Linked DNA regions of Mus musculus: regions 1 and 2 are each linked to region 3. Evidence: chromatin loops called from intact Hi-C (ENCODE). Cell type or tissue: left cerebral cortex. All regions are shown on one strand.

Region 1 (2,500 bases), 53 kb before region 3:
AACCCACTGCGCCAATCTTGTGTGGCCAGGCCCCACTGCACATGCTGGCGGCTCCTGAATGAACAGAGCCAAGGTGAATGCCGGGTGACTGGGACAGAGATGTGGCAGTGGGAGTCGAAGGGAGTGGTGTAGACTGTAGACACTTCCTCGCTGCCTCCGGTGTCCGGGGTGACTGGATACGTGGGAAATGCCAGCTGCTTGGTGTCAGTGACACTTGAACAGCAGTGCAATGTGCGGCTTACTTCTGTCACACTTTGTTTCCAATATACTTTTTGGCATTCTCCACATTTCCAAAATGAGTTTTTCCTTTCGTAGACAATATGCTATTACAATAAAAGCCTTTCTGAAACTAGGCATAGTGGCTTATGCCTATGACCCAGCACTCAGGAGGCAGAGGCAGGAGGATTGCCATAAGGTCAAACCCAGCCTGGTCTACATAGCATGCGAAGGCTATCACATACTAAGACCATATCTAAAGGGGAGGAATAAAAAGAACCACTGTGGAGGAACTGAACAGGCACGTTCTAGAATTACACAGACAATTGAGGGACAATAGGCAGGCGACAGTAACAGTAGAAAGGGGCCGGATGGAAAGAGGAGAGTTTTAATGAGCAGGGGGCCCTGAGACTCACAGCTGGCGTGGGCTAAATTCCTGGAGTGTTAAATCAAGTAATAACAAAAATATTACTATGCTTTACATAGGAGATTTCATGACTTCCCGAGAGGCCAACCGTCCCTCTCTGCTTCTTTGTTCCTCCCAAGGAATGTCTGTTCTTCTGGGCTCAACGTCTTTCCAGTGAGTCCTTGTTTATGCAGAAGCTAGAAGGCCCAAACAGAAAGCCAACCCGACTGTTTTAAGTAACCCTGCTGACATGGTGCTGTCGAGTCAGGGCCATGCCCTGTGGTGTGGAGACATGTGTGCTAGGCTCTCCTGCCTCCCAGACACTACCTGTGCTGTTAGACTTCTCATGGTTTCACACTTGACCCTGGAATGATGCCTGGAAGCTCTCTGATGGTTTGCTTTGCTCTGACTTCAAGGGTTTCGTCCTGGGAGAGTTTTCTTTCTTTTTAAAGCCCTACAAAGTCATGGATATAGCCTGAAATTGAGGCTTTCCCATCTGTGGAGAGAAAGAAATAAAAAATTCTTCTCATATAAATATATTCACGGAGAACAAGCTTATTCTTCTTCTTGCTACCTCTACCGTGTGGGTGGAACACAAACCGGAGTGTGGGCTCTACTTGCCTTTGCATGGTCTATTCTCCCAGACTTGGAGAAAATAGCTAATTTTCATCACCAAATTGATTTGTGAATGGCCACTGGAAAAATGATGGGAAAATTCTTATCAAAAACTGCAGAATATGTTATCAAACCCACATTAGATTACAGATAGTATAGGTTTTGTAGCAAGAGTAAAGATTTATCCTAGTAGGAAACTGCTTACTATTTTGTTGTTGTTGTTCTGAGACAAATCTGTGTCACCCAGGCTAGTCTGGGCGTCCATCACCCTGCTGTTGCCTCCCAAGCAGCTGGGTCACAGGCATGGGGGCCACCACTCCTGGCTGGGACAGTCATTTTCTAACATTTGCTTACAGTATACCCATCTGTGAGCCGCAGCTTTGCGGGGGGGGGGGGGAACTCACAAAAAAAAATGGACAAAACAAAATCTAAACTGTGTCCCTTTACAGACTTGAAAACAGTGATGTGGGTAACAGCTGTTCCTTGTGGCAGTGGATTGTGGGCACTGTTATTATTATATTTAAAATAGGTTTCTTGGATAGTTCTTTCAGATATTAAAGCCTTGAAAAGAAATTTTTTCCAAATAACTTGTTAGTTCATAATTGACTACATATACACTCTATGGCTGCATGTCACAGGTAAAGTGACCAGGGGCTGCCAGCTTTTATGTGAAGTATGCATACATGTCAGGTCATGTCTAACTTGATTGTAAAATATGTTTTCAGGATGTATAAACTATAAACATCTCTATTTTAATGGATAATTAGAAAAAACAGTTTATGCGAATGAACTGAAGGTTCTAAAAGGCTGAGTTGAACCCCCAAAGTGAGGGAGCCAAGCTGTCATATCTGGAAGCAACTGATTCTAAGGAGGGAAAGGGCAACATGGAGGTGGCTGGTCAGCTTTAGTATTTCAATTCAGCAGCTATGGCTGGTGAATGGCCTATGAGACAAAGAAAGAGGAGGAAGAGGAAGAGGAGGAGGAAGGAGAGGAAGAGGAGGAGGAAGAGGAGGAGGGTGTGCTCAGAGCTGGGCTGGACTCTGCAGTGGCCCTTGTCTATGGGGTTCCCTAGAGCACAGTGGGAAGGAGCTCATGTCTGCATGTTCCTGGGGCCCCTCCATATCTCTGTCAGGTTATAGTTCCTGGTTACATATGTGCAATTGTGGTGACACTGACTGGTTATTCTTGACTTAGGAAGAGACACTTGCCTTCCCTGAGTTCTGAGTTTTTTTGTTTTTTGTTTTGTTTTTTTAAACCCACTGT
Region 2 (2,500 bases), 160 kb after region 3:
ATACTTAAAATTGTGTCAATTACCCGGAAGAAGAGATGGAATAAGGAGCTGTTCATGTGACTGATGGCATACAATTGATGACTTCATAAAACAGGCTCTCTGCTGCCGTGAAAGCAAAGGAACGCTCCAGCTCCTCACTGATACAGAGACCTCCCTCAGACCTACCCGAGGGCTGAAGAGCTGCTGCGTGTGCTATCACACAGACCATCGGCCACTTTTTCCAAGCACCATTTTGTTCCATTGGAAGGAGAGGCGGGAAATGTACACTTGCTCTTGTCTGCATACAGATCTGGAGAAATGCATGAAAACTCACTCCCAGTAGTTACCTGTACTGGAAACCTGAGGGAGTCAGAAGGAGGAACCAAGATGGGAAGCAGATGGCAAGGGGAATTCCACGCGCATCTTCGTCATACTCATACCTCCACCACCACCACCACCACCACCACGCCAGCAGCACCCTCCCAAGCATCTGCGGGGTCTTATTTTAACTCCGTGGCAGAGAACTTCAGGCTGTATTTTTAGGAAAACTCGTCAGCACTTGCCTATGAATATTTTGCTAGATAGCTTACATAATAGGAAATTTTCAAGGTTACAGAATTTTCCAAAACAACTGAACCGTTTCCCAAGGGAGAAGAAGGATTGGCCAGGATGCTGACAGGGATGCCACGGGGAGCAATCACACTCTCTACCCTGTGAGAGGGAACAAGAATTCAGTGAGCCCTTTCCACTCCCAGTTTCTGGAGATATGTGACATCAGACATATGGGCAGATCTACACACAAGCAAAGTAAGAAGGGGTCACTAATGGCCCCTGAACAATGGCAGGGACCAGTGTTTTGCCTGCTTAACCACAATCAGTAAACCTCTAAAACTGGGCAGGTAAATGGTGAACTCAGGAGCTAAGTATCCCCTAAGAAACCTCTTCATGGCTCATGTAAAAAACACTTAGAAAGTAGATAAAGGGCACTGGCTGTAGCCTTGTGTCCCAGCACTCAGGAGACATAAGCAAGCAATCCATAAGCTTGAGGCCAGCCTGGTCTACATACTAAGTTCTAGGCCAGCCAAGGATATGTAGTGATACCCTCTCTAAACAAAGAAAACAAACAAAAGAAGACGTCAATGCAGAAAACATTGTACACATGCGATGGCACACACACATAGACACAAACACAACAAATAAACAAAATAAAATGTAATAAAATATTGAAATACAATAATTAATACAGTGCTCTTAAAAATCAAAGCAAATGAAAATATTGATCAGGAGGAAATACTTAGAAATAATATCACATTTCTTACTTTAAAAAAAAATCTATCTTATGAGCTCTAACCTAAAATCTGTCTACAGAGAATGGAGAGATTTATAGTTATTAAAATAATTTAATCATAAAAAACAGAAATACATTAATTATTTATAAAATTGAAAGTGTTAGAGACATTTTTTAAGAAGGCATAAAAGAGGGGGCTAGAGAGATGGCTCAGTGGTTAAGAGCACTGACTGCTCTCCTGAAGGTCCTAAGTTCAAATCCCAGCAACCACATGGTAGCTCACAATCACCCATAATGAGATCTGATGCCCTCTTCTGGTGTGTCTGAAGACAGCTACAGTGTACTTAGATACAAAAATAAATAAATCTGTTAAAAAAAAAAAAAAAGACATAAAGGCTCCTGATAGGTTGAGGGAAATTCTGTGAATAAAGCTACAAAGTTTTATTGAACAACATGTTTTTAGAGTTAAGATAAATAAAACTAATGAGAGAATAAGAGGATGAAAGTTGAAAGCAAGGACTTCAGACATTAATAAGAAGGCAGAAAAATGAGACTCCAATGGACCATGAAAACGGAGGGTCAGAGAGAGTCCAAGGGACCACGACATCCAGTTCCATGAAGGGGTTGTCAAGGAAAACTGAGAGAGAGTTAAGACACAAATTGAGAAAGGGGCCCAAACACAGGTCAGTTCTTTCTTTTCTTTCTTCTTCTTTTTTTTTCCCCGAGACAAGGTTTCTCTGTATAGCCCTGGCTGTCCTGGAACTCACTTTGTAGACCAAGCTGGCCTCAAATTCAGAAATCCGCCTGCCTCTGCCTCCCGAGTGCTGGGATTAAAGGCGTGCACCACCATGCCCGGCAGGTCATTTCTGAGGTATCATGTCTACTATAGTGGGAAGAAATACAATAGAAAAAAAGACTAAACACCTAAAATTCTCCTCATACATATTTTTAAATGCCATATTCTGCTTCCTCTAAATGCAAGAATATTTACAGGCACACACGAGAAAATGCCACTCTCCACAGAGCTTGGGGATTTTTGCATTTTCTTTAAGCTGGTGCTGACCCCCAGCAGATGAATGATGGATCAATAGCACCATCCTGCCACTGTGATTCTCTTTGGACAAAGCTCTGCTGGGTAACATTTCAGTCCTGCGGTAAGAGTGGAATAACTCAGGCAGAAAGGCCTAGGAAGGAGGACATTTATTAAAGTGACAGACTACCTGAGCAGCGCAC
Region 3 (2,500 bases):
CCAACCTCCCTCCATCCTGCCAGTGTCATGAGGCAACTTCTCTGCCTTTCGCTGTCCCTGCTCTTTCTGTCCTACTGGCTCCCTAGTAATGCTGATAGAATTACTCACCCCTACACTGAAACCCCCTTTCTGTAATTAAATGCACATGTTTGAGGGTAGATTAAAAACTGCAAACACCATGTGGAGAGGTTCAGAGTAAGCACAATGTTAAGTACTTTCTTAAATTTAAACTTCTCATTTATGGAAATCAGTAGAAAGGTAAACTTCAAAACCTTTCCAGTGTTAAGGGTGAAGCGTGACGTCATCACTCTGGTTAACTGATCTAACCTCAAGTGTTTGTTCTCTGAGACCACTGTCAAACTGATACCCACACTTTTAAGTACAGATTCATCTACTTTGTTTAAAGGTGTTGGGAAGTAAAAATGTACCCCAAAAGACCAACGCTGCCACCCGCCAACACGCTTCTGGACACGATACACTTTTCTTCTTCCCATTTCTTCACAGATCTTTACCAAAAAGCAGGGAGTTAAATTCGCTTGCAGAAGTCTGTGTCCTTTCCTCACTGGCCTGCCTGCCCGCGCACTCGCCCACTCCCCTGCTGTCCATTCTGTTCCCAGAGACTGCCATGCACAGAGGCTCTCAATAGGACAAGATTCCATTCCTGCCTTTGATATTTTACCCCAGAAGGTGATGGCATTTATGCCCGATCCAGTCATTGACACTTTCTATCATTCAGTGCTCCTGATGCTGGGCATTTATCATGTGAAATGAAGTGACTGGTGACAGACAAACCTACTTCTTCTCCACACATTTTGTTCTTACCTATGTTTTCTTTCATGTTTTTGTACTTCAAGAATTTATCAGAGGCTAGGAATCCAAGTGAGAGAAAACAGAAAATATTTGTATTTGCTGATGATATTTTAATCACAAGGGAGATTTTCATTCATCAAACATTTATTGGATGCATATCACGAGCCCAGCTCACTGGCAGGGTGATGCAGAGATGAAAGCCAGTCCCTGCCCTCCAGGGTCTCCATGTCAGAGTTGGGAGACAGGCAAGGAACCCAACAAGGACAACACAGCAATGCCCCGCCCCCCCACTCCCGCATGCTGTGTGCAGGCCACTGGAGGGAGGGAGGGCCTGGCTTATCTCAGGCAGCATGTGGATGATGGCTTTTTTATGTGACACATTCAGTAACCTTTAGATTATTTCAGATTTTAAACTATGCATTTATTTTAATGTATAAAAAATGCATAGTGAGTGCATTAAACCATGAGTTCATGGACAACACTGTATGATAAAGTTGGAGAGTCTTAGAGTTTAAAAAAAACGTGTGTGCCGGGAGGGTGGCTCAGTGCTGAGGATGGGCCTAGTATGACTAAGGCCTGGCTTGAACCCAACCTGGAAAGAAGGAAAAGTGTGCTTCACAGATATGGATACATACCATACATACATACATACATACATGAGAAAGTGTGCTTCGCAGAGATGGATACATACATACATGCATGAGAAAGTGTGCTACACAGAGATGGATACATACATACATGAGAAAGTGTGCTTCACAGAGATACATACATACATGCATACATACATGAGAAAGTGTGCTGCACAGAGATGGATACCTACATTCATGAGATGTTGGCCAGCCCATGGGCCATCACAGGGTCACCATGCTACACAGCTGAGATCTCCAGTGTTCCCGAGTTGCACTTCCTTGAGGACATAGAAGGAAAGGCTCCAGTGCGGCCTGGGGTGTTTCCATTAGGTGAAAGGCAGAGCATGAGAATCCCCCAGCCCAGCACCTTGTCAGACTCATCATATGAAGAATTGGCACAAACTCCATTCCTGAGTCTGGGAATCTCAGAAGCCATGTGTCACTGCAATTACCCTTAAACTGCTTCTGATGGAGAGTTGCTGTGCAGTAGTTAGTTTTAATCCACACCCCAGGGTACTCGGGCTTGATATCTGAATGGGACTACATCCTCCCTCAGGTATTTAGATAATGTTTGAAAGACTAATGAAGTGTAGAATTCCAGAGGCAGTTAAGACTGTGTGGCAGCTTTTTTTTATCTTATTAATTAGTTACTCTTAATTAGCATAGCTAATAATGATGGATTAATACATTAGAAATGGTACTGAAATATGAGGACTGGCTTGAAGCCTCGTCATTAGCACGTCCATCACACGTGAGAAAGGTTATCAGTCTCTCAGGGGACCCCGCTGGGTCTCTATGAAATTCTGTCCTTGGCTGGATTCTATCTTAGTCTAGCAGGAAGATTTTTATCACTAATTTTGACTAGAAGTTTAGACGACTTCCGTTGCTAGAACATTCTCACATTGGCCTCATGGGAACCTTTCACTAAAGCTGTTACCACTCCTCACCGTCAGGAGAGATGGCAGGGACTTCAGTGGAGGGGGTGAGGGGGGGCGGATGACAATGTGCAGTCAGTGGTATATACTGCTGTGTGGTAAAGTTCAGCTAGGATCTGCCTTGAT

The links. A loop is a pair of places that touch in the nucleus more often than their neighbours do. Peaks named below come from ENCODE experiments on the same cell type or tissue, not always from the same donor. Only the 100,000 strongest peaks of a DNase experiment are listed, where the experiment ranks them.
Region 1: it touches region 3 in a loop (2.2-fold over the local background); 2 of 42 quality-filtered maps call a loop at or near these places.
Region 2: it touches region 3 in a loop (13-fold over the local background); 2 of 42 quality-filtered maps call a loop at or near these places.

What each region holds. Positions count from the first base shown.
Region 1 is chr19:55,575,092-55,577,591 of GRCm38, reverse strand. The region is part of intron 7 of Vti1a (vesicle transport through interaction with t-SNAREs 1A); the gene reads right to left. Among named protein-coding and RNA genes, the nearest start is that of Gm41871, 120 kb to the left of the region's middle. In left cerebral cortex, no CTCF peak of the experiment used is centred here; a DNase peak (open chromatin) is centred at 1,202; H3K27ac peaks cover 388 bases.
Region 2 is chr19:55,360,748-55,363,247 of GRCm38, reverse strand. The region is part of intron 3 of Vti1a (vesicle transport through interaction with t-SNAREs 1A); the gene reads right to left. Among named protein-coding and RNA genes, the nearest start is that of Vti1a, 46 kb to the right of the region's middle. In left cerebral cortex, a CTCF peak has its summit at 1,559 (motif pointing left); a DNase peak (open chromatin) is centred at 456; H3K27ac peaks cover 825 bases.
Region 3 is chr19:55,521,611-55,524,110 of GRCm38, reverse strand. All of the region lies in intron 7 of Vti1a (vesicle transport through interaction with t-SNAREs 1A), which reads right to left. Among named protein-coding and RNA genes, the nearest start is that of Gm41871, 180 kb to the left of the region's middle. In left cerebral cortex, no CTCF peak of the experiment used is centred here; DNase peaks (open chromatin) are centred at 576 and 1,341; H3K27ac peaks cover 743 bases.